Linked DNA regions of Homo sapiens: region 2 is linked to region 1. Evidence: chromatin loops called from intact Hi-C (ENCODE). Cell type or tissue: PC-3. All regions are shown on one strand. Links, peaks and the distances in the headings refer to the core of each region. The heading gives the core; the rest is flanking DNA.

Region 1 (8,335 bases), core at 68-8,067:
CCCAGTCTGTGACTGGCGCCGGAGTTTTGGGTCCACGGATAAAACGTGTCTCTTTTGTCTCTATCAGAAAATGAATTGAAATTAAGAGAAGGGAGAGATTGAAGTGTAGCGCCAAGATTGAAAGGAGAAAGCGGTTGAGGGATAGTGAGGGAGGTTGGAGAAGAGAGTAAAAAGATGCTGCTTACTGGATTTGAAATTGGTGAGATGTTTCTTGGGCTGGTCGGTCTGAGGACCTGAGGTTGTAGGTGGATCTTTCTCACGGAGCAAAGAGCAGGAGGACGGGATTGATCTCCCAAGGGAGGTCCCCCGATCCGAGTCATGGCACCAAATTCCATGTGCGTCGGTGTGAAGAGACCACCAAACAGGCTTTGTGTGAGCAATAAAGCTGTTTATTTCACATGGGTGCAGGTGGGCTAAGTCCGAAAAGAGAGTCAGCGAAGGGAGATAGGGGTGGGGCCGTTTTATAGGATTTGGGAAGGTAATGGAAAATTACAGTCAAAGGGGGTTGTTCTCTGGTGGGTAGGGGTGGATCTCACAAAGTACATTCTCAAGGGTGGGGAGAATTACAAAGAACCTTCTTAAGGGTGGGGGAGACTACAAAGTACCTTCTTAAGGGTGGGGGAGATTACAAAGTACATTGATCAGTTAGAGTGGGGCAGGAACAAATCACAATGGTGGAATGTCATCAGTTAAGGCTGTTTTTACTTCTTTTGTGGATCTTCAGTTACTTTAGGCCATCTGGATGTATACGTGCAAGTCACAGGGGATGCGATGGCCTGGCCTGGGCTCAGAGGCCTGACAGTTAGCTCCTTGATCAACAAAAGGGACAACATATTGGTGATTTTTCATCACAGGTTTTTGTGTCTAGCTTACCATTCTTGTAAAACAGCTTTCTCAAAGGTCACCTCATATCCTCTTAGTTGTTCAAACCAATGATCATGTTTTGGCTTTTAGTTGATCATGTTTTGCTGCAGCTTCCCTCCCCTTCCCTTGTTGTCTTACCTTTCCTTACCCCACACCCTAACCTACTGATGCTTTGGGGGCCACCAGATGTGCCCAAAACCACACATCTAAATTTATCACTCTCTTATTAAAAATCTTTGATGCCTCCCATGAGAAGATTGCTAATTGACTCCCCAAATTCATTCTCTCCTTTTTTTCTTAGGGATAGAACTTGAGTTTATATCTAGGCACCTTGTCCCTCCATTAAATGAGTACATTCCCCCAACTCCCTTTACAACTAGACCCAGCCATGAGACTAAATTTCTGGCCAATAAATGAAAATGGAAGTGTTGCATAGTGACCTCTGAGAAGTCACTTTGCTGTTCTGAGCAATTTCAATAGTTACACCTTACATTATTATTATCTTCAGATATATCTGTCTCAAAGGGGAGGCCAACACATTTTTAAGTAATCATAATATAGGAAAAATTATATATACCATAGTAGACTTAGAGTTCCTCTCATAAAGGAACAAAATCCTAGTCTTCCTTTTGCCCCAATGTCTGGCACCTTTCCTGGCATACAGTTGGTCTTCAACAAATGATTGATGGTGCAGGAGTTCCAAATGCCCACTGAGCATAAGGTCAAACAGGCACAAGGTGACAATCAGGCATCAGCGCAGTAGCTCACAGATGGGGGCAGGCAGCAGGTAACCAGCCCTCTCATCCCCCTGGTAAGAAAAAGCCTCTTGGAGAAAAAGAGATTAATTAGTTTAAATCTGTAAGCTACCTTGAAGATAATGGATGTTGGATATTTAGGCAAGGACAGGCTGGGTTTGGGACAGTAATGTATCTCCCATAATACAAGAGTGTGTAATTAAGTATGTTAATGGATTTTATGTCCTTCTCTGAAGCATCTGTCTTGGCCAGAGTGGAAGACAGAATATTGGACACACTGGACAATTGATCTCTTTAATAGGACAGAACTTATGCTCCTCTTTTATGCCTCAAAAGCTACCATTTCGCCCCATGCCTGATGACATAAACTCCAAAGCCTGGTAATGCGCACTCAGGGCATCCTGCCACTGCTAAATCATTTGCATCCCTAAACTAGGACAACTTTTTTACCCTCTTCTTTTGAAGTCAGTAGAGATAAATGCATGCGAACTTCTGATTCCTATTTTGATTTGGTGGTGGAAACACAAGAAATGGAAGAAGACAGAAATAATATGTAACAGAATAAATGACTTACTTCATAAGTAAACTTTCCAAGTTCACGTAGGTGATGAAGTCAGTAGCTTCCTTTTAAGCACTTGCAAGTTGAATACTGTGATAAACCTTTTACCTGCATCATCTCATTTCATCTGCACAAAGTCACAAAGACTATATTATGACAAATATTTTCACAAGTTCACAGAGTTGCCCAAGTTTATACAGACAATAAAAGGCAGAGCCAGCGTTGGAACCCAGGGGAGTCTGATTCTGAAACGCATGCCTTTAACCACATTGCCTTCCATGTCATGTACTCCACAGCCCAGTTAGAAGAAACTCCAGCTGCCTGGGAAGCGTGAGATTTAAAAAAAAACAACAGCTTCACTAAGACATAATTCACATACCATACAATTCATCCATCTAATATGTATAATTTGCTGTGTTTTGGTATATTCACAGAGTTTAGCAACCATCACCATAATCAATTTCAGGACATTTTATCACTTCTAAAAGAAACCCTGTACCCATTAGCAGTTGCTCACCATTTCCCCTACTTGCCATCCCTCAACTCTAGCAACTGCTCATCTACTTTCTGTCCATATACATTTGCCTGTTCTGGACAGTTCATATGAAGGGAACCATAAAGCATGTAGTATTTTATGCCTGGCTTCTTCCGCTTACCATAACATTTTCAAAATTTGTCCATGTTGTATCATCTATCAGTACTTTATTCCTTTTCACTGCTGAGTAATATTTCATTATATGGATATACCATCTTTTATTTATTCAGTCATCAGCTGATAGGCATTTGGTTTGTTTCTGCTTTCTAGCTATTTCAAATGTGTTGCTATGGACATTCCTGTACATATTTTTTGTGTGAATATATGTTTTCAATTCTCTTGGGTATATACCTAGTAGTACAATTGCTGGCTCATATAAAAACTCTATATTTAACTTTTTGAGGAAACTGCCAGACTGTTTTCCAGAGACTGCACCGTATTGCATTTCTGTTAGCAGTGTGTAAGTATTCCAATCTCTCCAAATCCTGGCCAACACTCATTATTATCTGTCTTCTTTATAATAGCCATCCTGGTGGGTGTGAAGTAGTTCTCGTTGTAGTTTTGATATGCATTCTTCTGATGGCTAATGATGCTGAGCATCTTTTCAAGTGCTTATTGGCCATTTATATCTTCTTTGAATAAATATTCAGATCCTTTGCTTATTTTTATATTGAGGTATCTGTCTTTTCACTATTGAGTTATAAGAGTTCTTCATATATTCTAGAAACAGTCTCTTTTTTTCTTTTTCTTTCTTTTTTTTTTTTTTTAAGACAAGGTCTCACTGTCACCCAGGCTGGAGTGCAGTGGTGTGATCATAGCTCACTGTAGCCTCACACTCCTGGGCTCAAAGGATCCTTCTGCCTCAGCATCCTGAGTAGCTGGGATTACAGGCAGGAGCCATAGTGCCTGTTTGAGTCTCTTGTCAGATATATAATTTGCCAAAATGTTCTCACATTCTGTAGGTGGCAGCATGGACTTTGAGCCACTTAGCTGAGCAACACATTCCCAGTGAGGCAAAGGGCTGTGGTCAAGGTCTTATTTCCAAAACCAAGCACTGGCCTGGATGTGGTCTGATTGTGGTCTGATTGTGGAAAGCAAAGGGAAAACAACTCTGACAATGAGAATTGTGTATCTAAGCACAAGGTGCATTACTCCCAGGAAAAATTGGATGAGTCAAAGGGAAAATTTTCTTTTATATATGTTTCATTATTTGTGTAGCTTTTATTTGCATTTCTGTTTTATTTTATGTGAAATGGCAAGATAATGAGCAACTTGAGGCACACTGGTGACAGTCCTACATGGTATCTTCTAGCACCACGGGCTTCTCTGTGCACAAGTCCATAAAATCCATGCATTCTGTGTGTTTCTTTAAAGGCTTTCAAATGCCCTTCTATTGCTAATGCCAGATATCATTTGTTGAGCATTTAACCATGTGCTAGGAGATGAGCTAAGGACTTTCTATGTGAGCTAAGCCTGTTTCACTTCTTAACCCCTCACACTGGATTTTATTCTAGCGCTGGAGAGTCATGGAAGGTTAGCATTAGTAACAGGAGGGTGTTTGTTGGGACTTTGGGCAGATTACTTGACCTCATTAAGCCTCCTTTTCTCCTTCTGTTATTTGTGGGGAGGAGAGTAACTATTCCTGGATGATGAAAAACACTAAATTAGATAACATATTAAAAGAGCTCAAAACAGCACCTAGCTTCCTATAGTACCTTATTATTTGCTGACAGTGCTGGAGCATGAATCTAGCCTCCTATTTTCTTTCTTTCTTTTTTGAGACAGGGTCTCACTCTGTCACCCAGGCTGGAGTGCATTGGCATGGTCTTGGCTCACTACAACCTCTGCCTCCTGGGTTCAAGTGATTCTCGTGTCTCAGCCTCCTGAGTAGCTGGGATTACAGGCATGAGCCACGAAGCCTATTTTTTCGTATTTTTGGTAGAGACAGGTTTCACCATGTTGGCCAGGCCAGTCTCAATCTCCTGGCCTCAAGTGATCAGCCCGCCTCGGCCTCTCAAAGTGCTAGAATTACAGGTGTGAGCCACTCTGCCCGGCTGAGGCCTCCTATTTTCAATAACAACACTAACCCATCTAAGCTATACCATCTTGAATCTGAAGAGCGATATTTATATTTTCTCTTTAAGGAGTGGCTTGCAGGAGAAGAAATAATAAGGATTTGGGTAAAGATGGAGTTGAATTTGCTGCATGAGTCACCAGGACACCACAACTGCAGCCAGTTTTCTCTTTTTAAAAAAAGTTGCTGTATTATTCTTTATGTTTCCAAAGAGTAGGATGAGATTGTCCTGAGGCACTTTCAGGATAGGTGAGGGCTCTATGAACCCCTGCTTTGGCTGTTGCTGGTACCCAGGCCTCTCAATTCAGTCGGTCCACACTCAAGGCTGTTTTAGGGCAGACTTTGTTTTTTTTTGTTGTTGTTGTTGTTTTTCTGAGATGGAGTCTCGCTCTGTCGCCCAGGCTGGAGTGTGGTGGCGTGAACTCTGCTCACTGCAAGCTCCACCTCCCGGGTTCGCGCCATTCTCCTGCCTCAGCCTCCCGAGTAGCTGGGACTACAGGTGCCCACCACCACGCCCGGCTAATTTTTTGTATTTTTAGTAGAGACTGGGTTTCACCGTGTTAGTTAGGATGGTCTCCATCTCCTGACCTCGTGATCCGCCCGCCTTGGCCTCCCAAAGTGCTGGGATTACAGATGTGAGCCACCGCGCCCGAGGGCAGACTTTGATTTACAGGTTGGTCTTACTCTAAGTGAAAATGCAAGTATGACACACAGAGATTCAAAAAACCAGTGGTAAATAGTCTTAGACTAGCTCTAGAACTAAAACAAGAGCTTTAGGGGGTCATAACATGAATGCATCATGCAGCATTTGGAAAATTACTGCTGAGATTGACCTAGAGGAGGGGTTAACTCCACTCTTTTTAAAGGATCAGGCTGTCTTCACACTCAGTGAAAGACTCAGCTGTTTGAGCTGCCAGGCGTGCCCCACCCAGTGCTCTCCAAGAGCTGTGGGCCAGGACGACCACTCTGCAAGTCACAGACGCTTACTTAGGCAGATGCTGCTCAGGGCTTGCCTCTGGTGACTGCAGGAGTTAAGTTTTAAAGGAGGGGGGCTACAACTTGTGTACCTTTCAGTATGATGTTGCCTCCAGTTTCCTCCTGGTTTGACCTGCACCGAGCCTCCCTTTCCAGTCCTGGTCTCGACTCAGAACTCTTTCCTAGTGCTTGGCTGTTCCAACTCCCACCAACTCTAGCATCAAAATGTGCCAAGACCTTTACTGCATTTGTTAGATTATTTTCCTTATAACATTGGTACTTTAAATCAGCTAATCCTGTATTATTTAACCCAAAGCATTTGAATTTCCAGCGAACCTTATTTTGTCAGCCTTATTTTGGGTATCACCAACCCCATTTTGTAAATGAAGGAACTCAGCCTTAGAAAGATTAAGTGACTTGCTCACGATCACATAGCTAGCTGAGGACAGAAACGAACCTTGGCCAGGTTTTCTCACTTCCAAGCCAGGGCTCTGTCCAGGATATAAAGCTGCTTCATGTGAGATTTAGGAGTGTTTGTGACGTTCTCATGGGGGTTGAATAGGGACCAGGAGTGCATACTTTGCACAGCAAGACATTTTAAAGAAACATCACCCAGTAACATGGAAGACAAAGTCACCAGCAGAGTGGGTGACTGGCTGAGTAGGGAGAGCACTAAACTGACAGCTCAGATCCGGCATCGACTTTTCTCCTTAAACACGTTCCACTCACTCCTTACTTTGTTGTGGATAATCATCAGTCCTATGTATTATTTGACTACCTTCATTATTAATCTCTTTTTATGTCTCTACATATTATGGGTGATAATCACAGTACAATGGATTAGTCACTGCACTTTATGACATGGTGATTAAGGTTTTTTAGACTGTAGCATGTTTCTGAGAAGAGCAGTCATGATAAAATGCATTTATCCTGAGCAGGCTGTGTTGGGGATATGCTCTTCTAACACCCTTGGTACAAGGAGAGGCAGCTGGGTATTGCTGGAAACAGTGAGGGCTTTGCAGTTTTAGGCAGATAGACAGACAGGAGTCCTACCCTATCTCTGCCACCTCCTAGCTCTGTAACTTTAGGAAAGTTTAGAGGATAAAAATAATACATAATGGTACTTCATAATCATTAAATGAAGTCATATAGGTAAGGTACCAAGATTAAGTCACTAATTGTTACATTGTAGTTAATATAATGTAGAGGGAGAAACACCAGGTGAGGCGCTAGGTGATTTGGGTGCCAGACCCAGGGGGTCCATCACTTGCTGTGTGCTCTTAGAAAAGCAACCTTGCCTTGCTGAGCTTCAATTTCCTCACCTGAACAATGGAGCTAATAGTAACCCACCTGGGAAAGTTGTTGTGATGATTAAATGAGGTCACATATGTAACAGAGGCAGGGGGCAGGCGCTCAGTCAGTGCTTTTACTGTGGTCATGAGGACAGAGCCCAGCCCTGAACTCCAGGTCATTTTGCTAAACCTCTGGCCTGCTCTCTGTATGAGGCCTGAGCCCTGCTCCCTCAGCCATGAGTGGATCCCAGCATGTCTCATTCCTGGGACTACATAGATTCTGTCAATGTGTGTTTTTCCAGTGATTGGCTGTTTTTAAAGAAAAAATGAGCTACAGGACTTTCTTATTTGATTTCTTCATCAGAGTTTTGTTAGTCCAAATAAACAATGTCTGAACATTGTGCTCATGGAAGAGCATTTCATACATTACATTAAACTAACAAGGTTGTGTCTGGTGTGTGATCATGATTTCTGGAGGAAAAAATAATTCTATTGATTTATCATTCTTAACAAGCTGAACCTTGGTGGAAATAGTTTGTGAGATGCTTTAACAAGTTTAAGGATTTCATAATTTTAGCTGGTCTTTCTCAGAATCCTCCAATTGTTGCAATTAAAAATAAATGCCAGTTTACCACTGTTTCTTTGGATCTCTGAGTATCATACTTGTGTTTCTACTCAGGATAATATTAACTTGTAAATCAGAGTCTTCTCTAAAACAGCCTTGAGTGTTGATGTGGTTTGGGTGTTTGTCCCCTCCAAATCTCTTGTTGAAATGTGATCCTCAGTGTTGGGGGAGAGGCCAGGTGGGAAGTGTTTGGATCGTGGGGGTGGATCCTTTGTGAATGGCTTGGTGCTCTCCCGGTGGTCATGAGTTCTCCTTCTATTAGTTCAGGGGAGAGCTGGTTGTTTAAAAATCCTGCCACCTCCTCCCTTTTGTCTCTTACTCCCCTTCTCTTACTCCCCCTCTCGCCATGTGACACACTGCTCTCCTTCACCTTCTGCCATGATTGTAAGTTCCTGAGGCTCTCACCAAAAGCCAAGCAGACATTGGTGCCATGCTTGTATATGGCACTGCAGAACTACGAGCCAAAAGACACCTCTTTGTAAATTACCCAGTCTCAGGTATTCCTTTGTGGCAACACAAATGGACTGATACAAGTGTGGACAGACTGAACTGAGAAGCCTGGATGCCAGCACTGGACAGAGCAAGGGCTCATGGCATTCTAACCTATAATGGAAGTGCCTCAGGACAATCTCATCCTACTCTTTTGAAACATAAAC
Region 2 (8,335 bases), core at 22-8,021, 240 kb after region 1:
ACTTCCTTGTAGCCGGTCGCTGCTCACAACCCCAGAATAAGGTAGCCCTCCTCACAAGGCTCTTTGTTCTACGGATAAAATCTAAGCGTTTCCCCTTTAGATTCTGCAAACTGACAAAACTATCCATCCCCCTCCTCTGAAGGGCCCACTAAGCAGCTGACTCCTGGAAGACACAGTTTCCACATCCTGATAATTTCACTCCTTTACCGGACCAATCGATGACCCCGTATTTACCCCGTATTTTCCAGCCCCTCATCCTCCACAATCCCCTTAAAAACTCTTGCCCAGAACTCCTCAGCAAACAGATTTGAAGCTGGGAATTCCTCCCGTTTTCTTGTTCAGCGGCCTTGCAATTATTAAACTCTTTCTCTGCCGCAAACCCTGCTGTCTGAGTATTGGCCTATTGCTGCACAGTGGGCTGGTGAACCCGGCAGTTTAGCAACAGTTTGATGTGCAAAAGAGAGAGAGTCCAGATGAAAATATACAGTGATGTGGATGGATGAATCTTAAATGAGAAAAAAATCCAAACCCAAGGACAACATCTTGTATGATTGTATTTATATGACATCCTAGAAAAGGCAAAAATCAGACAGCAGAAAGCAGACCTAGGGCTGCCTGGGGCCAGGGATGAAGAGCAAAGAAGCAAAAGCAGCTTTGAGGATGAGGGAAGTGCCTTCTATCTTGGTGGTTACACAGTTATGTATTAGTCAGCGTTCTTTAGAGGGACAGAAGCTGAGGGGCAAGGAAAACCAATCCAAGTCCCAAAACTGAAGAACCTGGAGTCTGATGTTCGAGGGCAGGAGGCACCCAGCACAGGAGAAAGATGCAGGCTGGGAGGCTAGGCCAGTCTTGCCTTTTCATGTTTTTCTGCCTGCTTTATATTTGCTGGCAGCTGATTAGATGCTGCCCACCCAGATTAAGGGTGGGTCTGCCTTTCCCAGCCAACTGACTCAAATGTTAAACTCCTTTGGCAACACCCTCATAGACACGCCCAGGATCAATACTTTGCATCCTTCAATCCAATCAAGTTGGCACTCAGTATTAACCATCGCATATGTCATCCTAGAAAAGGCAAAAATCAGACAGCAGAAAACAGATCTAGGGCTGCCTGGGTCCAGGGATGGAGAGCAAAGGAGCAAAAGGCAGCTTTGAGGATGAGGGAACTGCCTTCGGTCTTGGTGGTTACATAGTTATTATGTACAAGGATCACAATTCAAACACCGTACACTTAAAACAAGTGAAAACTGTTCTCTGAAAACAGTGCCTTAATAAAAAAGGAACACACACATACACACTTGGGCTGCAGTGGAAAATGGATTTGGGGGAAGTGAATGTGGCACTGATGGGTGGGAGACATCCCAGCAGCTCAGGTGAGCAGGGGTGACAACAGGGGTGGACTACGGTGGCCACAGTGAGCTGGGGGGTGTGGTTAGGTGTGGAGTCCACTTTGAAGGTAGGAGCCAGAGGGGTTGCTGATGGATTAGAAGAAGAGAATCAAGAAAAGGACCAATCAAGGCAGGTCCCTAGGGTTGAGGTTTAAGCAGGTGAGTTGATAGTGGTCCCAGAATGCACAATACACTGTGAAATACCAACCAAACATAAAGAAATGTCATCATTTCCCGAGATCCCTCTTTCCAGGATAGAGCATACCCCAAGAACAGCCTGGTAAAACTGTCTCTTCTACATTGTGTCCAGCAGGCAGAACAGAGGGCAGAAGCTCCCACACCAGGTGAGCCTGAGATCCATGTGGGTGAGTGCTCATTACAGAGTCCCAGTTCTGATCCCCAGAGTCTAACTCAGTAGCTCTGGGGTGGTATCTGGGTCTCGATAATCCCATGAATGAGGACACCATGGCACCTGTGCGCGAGCAACCTGAGAACTCAACTTTGAGAACACAGCCTCTGGAAGAAAGGGAATAACACGCCCCTGCCACCCGCCACACACAGCCCACAGTTGGCCCTGGGTCAGACACAGGTTATGTCTTAACCTTGTATAGAGAAAAAACCTTAGACAAATTCAATTTAACAGAGTTTAACCGAGCAAAGAATGATTTGTGAATCAGGCAGCCCCAAGAATCACAGCAGATGCACAGACGCTCTAACGCAGCCACGTGATGGTAGAAGACTTATGGACAAAAATACGAAAGTGACGTCCAGAAAAGGGAAGTGGGGTACAGAAACAGCCGATTAGTTACAGCTCTCGGTGTTTGCCTTATTTGAACGTGGTTTGAACAGTTGGCTGCCTGTGATTGGCTGAACTCTGATTGGCAAAAGAGCAGGTGATAGTCTGCTTACGCATTCAGTTAGGTTACAGTTCACTATGCATGTAGAAACTTTTAGGCTGAACTTAAAATATGTATGGAGGCAGCTTTAGGCTAAATGTAATTTAACAACCTGAAGCCACTGGGTGGGGATGCTTTGGATCCTGATGCCACTTGGCAGCGGCCTAGTTTGCTGAGTCACTTCCCCCAACTAGCAGCTCAGGTCACTGCTGAGGACACAGGCTCACCTATCCATCAAGAGATGGGCTCCCACCCAAGGGGGCCACCAGGGGGTGGTCCTGAGCTGAGGCTGCAGCCAAGCCCTCCCAGTCCAGCCTATACTTCAGGCTCCCAGAAAATCCCACTCTAGGCTGGGAGTGTGCAGAGGTTGGAAATGGGGTTGGGGAGTCCAGGCTGGCAGGGTGGTCAGGAGAGTGAAGTGGACCCCTCAGGGTGCCCCGAGGCAGGATCTCAGCCTCTTCCTTGGGGGACTGCTGAGATGGCAGTTGTGCTGGGGTTGGGAGGGAGTGCCACCTCTGTGGGCACCAGCACAGAGCAGGGGGAGAAGGGAGCTGGCTGCACAGCAGGCTCACAGAGGAAACGCATGCTGCAAGTCCCGGACTGCAGAAACTCTCATCATCCAGAGTCCCTAAGTCCTTCCATCCTCTCTGTTTCCTGAAATTCAGGGGTTCTGGGCAGAGGAAGCAGAAGCAAGCCGGCCTTCAGTCTCCATCTCTGAGTGCCCTCCTGAGCCTTCACCTATGGCAGCTGCCTCCCCCTCTTCCCAGAGCCGGCCTCGGGCTGGCCTCAGGCTTCTGCAGCATCCTAGGGCTTCCCTCTGCCCCCATGGATCCCACATTCACTGGCCACCTGTGCACCTCGATGTCCACTAGGGCCCAGCACCTATGCTCCCACCTGCTCCCACCTCCCCACAAGGTTGGTGACCTGGAGGCTGGGAGGCCCATAGACAGGGTGCTCAGCTGCAGCCTAGAAAGCTCTCAGCTGGCTCTCCTGACCCCCAGCTTAGATCTTCAGCTTGGGCTGCTGCTCTCCCAGCTCCCACTTCTCCCCAAATCTCCATCCCCCTTGTGACTTTCCAGGTTCAAGCTTCCCGTTTACGTTCCCAGTTCCATTCTGCCTGCACATGCCTGTCCTTGGAACATGTTTCTGGAACAATAATCTAGTAATGAGATTCCAACAGACTACAAAACATGAAGAAGGAGACACAAGGAAGGAACAAGGCTCTTTTCTGTTTCTTAATGTTCATTTATTCAACAAATACTAATTGAGCCTCTATTGTGTGCCAGGTTCCATTCTAATGCTGGAGACACAGACAACACAAAACAGATGTCCCCTACTCAAGGGGCACATGGCACACAGGGAATAGATGCCTCATTACATCTGTTTAAGAAACAACATAGCCACTGCAGAGATTCACAGCAGGCTGAACACGTGTTTATCTCCACTCCTCTTGCATCCACTAAAATGATAGTAAAGTTGTAGACCACCCATAAGGACAAAGGAAATCGGAGACGGTAGAAGAGAGATTGATTTCAGCAATGTTTTGAAGATAAAAATCTAGATGGACAACAACTTCAGCCATCTTTCTCTGCTCTGACAAGGGCCTGCACGGGGAGCACGCAGCTTTGGGCTGCAGAAGTCCATCTGGAAAGGCTTGGAAACTGACCACCCCAGGCAGGAAGAACAACCAAATTCACTGCAGGCCAGAACTGTGTGTGGTATTAAATGCGCAGGCTCTGCAGAGAGATTGCAGGATTCAAATTCCGGTCGTCTGCTCACTGGCTGTGTGATATAGGTCAAGGTTCTAAACCTCTCTGTCCCTCTTTGTCCTCATCTGTACACAAGGGGCAGCAAAAGTGCCTTTCTCACAGTGCTGTTCTAAGTGCGCCTGAGAACCCGCTGCAAGCACTCGGTGTAGCCCCGGACACAGAGTGAGCACTCAGTAAGGGGCAGCTATTAGCATAGCTATTTCTTCTCTCTCAGCTCAGAGCGTCTCCCAGAGCAGCCAGTCCTCACACCCTGCCCCCAGAATGGAAGAACAGGTGGAAGCTAATACCATCACTGCACAGTATCGTTGGGAAGTTGTATGGCATCCCTTTGTTTGAGTTAATAAAGCTCTTTCCCTCCTTTAGATTAAAAAAAGAAAGAAATGGAATGAACAGCGCTCTGCCTGGCTTCTCCTCCACATCTCTGAGGCGGGTTTCCCCATAGACCTGCAAATCACTCAGCCTCATGCGACCATCATGCCAGGAGGGGCATGAGGTGGCAGCAGTCCAGCCTCTGCATGTCACTGCACAAAGTTGACTCCACAGAGGGGAGTGACACCCACAAGGCCACACGCTGGTGACTTTTGGGGATGGGAATGCAGAGCCCTGAGGCCTCACCTGCAGTCTCCCTGTCCCTCGACGTTGCTTCCCATGTGAAACTGGCCACAATTCAAGGAGACAGGCAGAGCAAAGGGGGTTTTATAACACGTGAGCCTCAGGCCCTATTTTGTCCCAAACCACACTTGTGTCTCCCACTCCTACCCCTCCCCCTCTTGTCACATGGCTCCTTGTCTCGTGGCACCAGGCTCTCCAGAACCCCAGTGTCGGAAGGTGTCCCTCTGAGCATGGAAGATTTTCCACCACGATGGAGCAGCCGGATTCTCAATGGCCAGAGGTGCAGGGAGAGCAGTCAGGCTTGTCCTGAGGAGCAGTGACAAGGCAGATGGCACCACCTTGTGAGAGAGGAGAGCAGCAGGATGCCCCAGTCACAGCGGCATGCAGGTGGCCCCAGCCAGATGGCTTTTCCCAAGTCCAGATTTTCAGGCTGATCTGGACACTCAAGATTCCCAGCTTCTGTGCTGAGGAGTCCTGGCCTGCTCCTGAGCTGGTGAGACCCCAGTTCCCCTGAGAGCCTGCTTCCCAGCTGCTGTCTGGTTTAGGGCCCACAGTTGACCCCTCTGGGAGTCTGTTTGGCAACTCAGAGGATGCTCTGAGCACCTGGGGGAAGAAAGTACTTGCTGGCCTCACCCCTGGGACTCTCCAGGCCATCTGTGCTTTCTCTGCTCCTCCTGGAATCTGAGGGGTTCTGGTCCCAGGAGCTCAGCCTGTCCTCCTGACATTGACACAGGAGACAGCAAAGCTACACCACAGATATACCACAATACAAGCTTCCGCAGAGCCAAAGAAGCAATGGCTCTGCTATTACATAGGCCTCGATGCTGTTGTCTTGCTCTCACAAGCTGTGTGACCTTGGGGAGGTGGCTTGCCTTCTCTGATCCCCAGTTCATCTGTAAAGTGGTGGAAATTGGATGAACGAACCCATTGCACAGAATATCCAGTGCTACTCAAAATCCTGGCACTGAGTTCTTAGGAAGAAGCCTCTGGACAAGGAAGGCCAGGGAGTGTAGAATTCATCTATCAAATATTTTAAACAAAATGGTCAGCATGTGAGAGAGGCTCAAGACACGACTCTTCTGGGAAATGCATTCATGTAGAACAGCCCGTGCCTCACAACACAGTGACAGCTCACATTGACCAATCACAAGAGCTAACATTTATTGAGCACTTACCGTGTACCAAGCCCTGTACTAAGCACTTTCTATACATGCTTTCTTCATTTAATCCTCACAAAAAAACCCATCTTACACATGAGGACACTGAATCTTTGAAAGGTTCGTAATTTGCTCAAGAAAGTATCTGAGCTGGATTTGATCCCAAGCATGGCTGAGTTTGCTCTTGTCCATTATGAGGGTGGAAAATCACTCTATTTTGATGATATTCATCAGATCAACCCCAAAAGGCAGCCCCTGCTTTGCCTTGGGGGTTCACCCTCAAGTTATCAGCAGTGAGTGTGACTTCAAAGATCATTCTTTTCTATTTGTTTTTAGAGACAGGGTCCCTCTCTGTCGCCTAGGGCTCAAGTGTGGTGACATGATCATAGCTCACTGCAGCCTCAAGCTTCTGATCTCAAGTGATCCTCAGAGGTAGCTGGGATTACAGGTGTGCACCACCATGCTCAGCTATTTTTTTTTTAAATTTGTTGTAGAGATGGGGCCTCACTATGTTGTCCAGGCTGGTCTTGAACTCCTGGCCTCAAGTGATCCTCGTGCCTCCACCTCCTAAAGTGCTAGGATTACAATGTGAACCACTGTGCCAGGAAGGGATCTTTCTAGAGCTCCAGGGTGTAGATATGGGGCTGACTGGGAGTCCAGGATAACCAGCTGAAGATTGGAATGTTCTGCAAAGTCTGCTTCAGTCAATGGCAAGTCCAAGTGAAACACAGTTTATATGATCCAGGGAGAGCTATATAAACTACCCACCTTTAGACAATCTCTATTGTGTGTGTGTCTGCATGTGTGTACACACATGTGTGCACATGCGTGCAAGGAGGTATCTGACTCCTCTTTTTAAGGAAGGCTGGGTCCATCATTTCCTGAAACTCCCCTTTCACTGAAGCTCTCTTTGCATACACACTATCCTTGCTGGCTCCTGGAATACAGGTATGAGCACTTTTTGTGCAATTGGTTTCCATGTGAACGAAAACATTCTGCAATCCCTAAGAGGCTCACAAGCCTCTGGGTCTTTTCATGGGTTTTTCTAATTTCACACTTTTCTCCAATAATTCAAGTATCCATCAGCTTAGCTCACCCCCTTCCTTGGATAGATGCAGGTTCTCCCTGCCCCTCTCCTGCTCCCCTTCTTTCAGGAGGCCTCCTAAGGAGTGAGCCCTGGTGTATGGAGGCTTCTCACTCCTTAGCACCCCTAAAGCTGCTTGTCTTGTCCTGGCTTTGGCTCAGATGGGCCTTTTTCTCCCAAATAGCTGGTGCCTGGAGCAACATCTGACTTAGGTTGAATACCCCTCAGACATATTAATGTTTCTAAAAATCAACATAGTGAATTTTGCTGTATTATTAATTCAACCTTCTTATAGGGGGAATCTGGTTCCCTAAGAGGATAAATTGTATCATTACCTACTGGTGGCAGCAGCGATTAGAGGGATTATAATTCAATTAGGGTTTTAATACCTGATTACCATAACAGTGTTGCCAGTGAAATTCTCCTGCTTGTATCAGAATTGCTATTTACTCTTCAGAGATGCTACAGACTGAGTGTTTATGTCTCCTCCCAAATTCATATGTCAAAATCCCAACTTCCAATGTTATGGTATTAAGAGGTGGGGGCCTTTGGGAGGGCATTAGGTCATAAGGGTAGGACTCTAATTAATGGGATTAGTATTCGTATATGAGGGACCCCAAAGAGTTCCCTTGCCCCTGCCACCATGTGAGGACACAGTAAAAAGACAGGGGTCTATGAACCCTGAAGCACACCCTCACCAGACACTAAATCAGCAGGTGCCTTGGTTTTGGACTTCCCAGTCTCCAGAAATGTAAGAAATAAGTTTTTGTTGTTTATAAGCCACCAGTCTATGATAGTCTATTGTAGCAGCCTGAACAGACTAAGACAAGAGAGTTTTAGTGCCAGGTGCTTACTTTATTCATGTCTCAGATACCCCAGGAGCTCTGCAATAATCACAACTATCATGGTCTGATATCTTATTATGTTGTCGCAAAGGTACTTGCTGTTTTGATCATTACTTTTAATGGCAAAACTACAATTACTTTTGCACCAACCTAATACATTCTAAATCACTAAACCATTGTAAAAGGTCCTATAAGGTTGGTGTTATTCCTGTTTTGCAGATGCAGACACTGAGGCTCACGAGTGTGAAGCAGTTTGCTCAAGGTTAAGTGGCAGAGATGTTGGCAGGGCTGCCTGGCCCCATTCTAAGTGGTTCTTTCCTCCGTGCTATCCTTGAAGAGCACTCTGTATGTGGATGAAAGCAGGTGTTTAGCATCACAGTGTATGATGTCCCCAGGGCATCTGTGACTGTGTTCTATGTCAGTCTGGGGATCTTTCCAGGGCAAAAAAAGAAGAGACACCACATAGCAAGAAGAGACGCCACCCATCACACAGCATATTTTGTGTTAAGATGTTACTCTCATTGTCTGTCACTGAGAGCATTATTATTCCTGATCATTTACAGAATCCACTGGCAAGCAGTCATGGC

Evidence for each region. Peaks named below come from ENCODE experiments on the same cell type or tissue, not always from the same donor. Only the 100,000 strongest peaks of a DNase experiment are listed, where the experiment ranks them.
Region 2: a loop joins it to region 1, with 11 times the contacts of the local background. A loop is called at or near these places in 1 of 110 quality-filtered maps.

The regions. Positions count from the first base shown.
Region 1 is chr10:120,837,398-120,845,732 of GRCh38, reverse strand. The region is part of intron 1 of WDR11-DT (WDR11 divergent transcript); the gene reads left to right. Among named protein-coding and RNA genes, the nearest start is that of WDR11-DT, 9.6 kb to the left of the region's middle. In PC-3, for the core only: a CTCF peak has its summit at 3,685 (motif pointing right); a DNase peak (open chromatin) is centred at 3,792; H3K4me3 peaks cover 413 bases; H3K27ac peaks cover 3,702 bases.
Region 2 is chr10:120,595,292-120,603,626 of GRCh38, reverse strand. LINC01561 (long intergenic non-protein coding RNA 1561) reads right to left here and starts at 5,678. Exons shown (of 1, transcript NR_103717.1): 1 at 3,504-5,678. In PC-3, for the core only: CTCF peaks have their summits at 2,540 (motif pointing right) and 5,018 (motif pointing left); a DNase peak (open chromatin) is centred at 2,446; H3K27ac peaks cover 1,644 bases.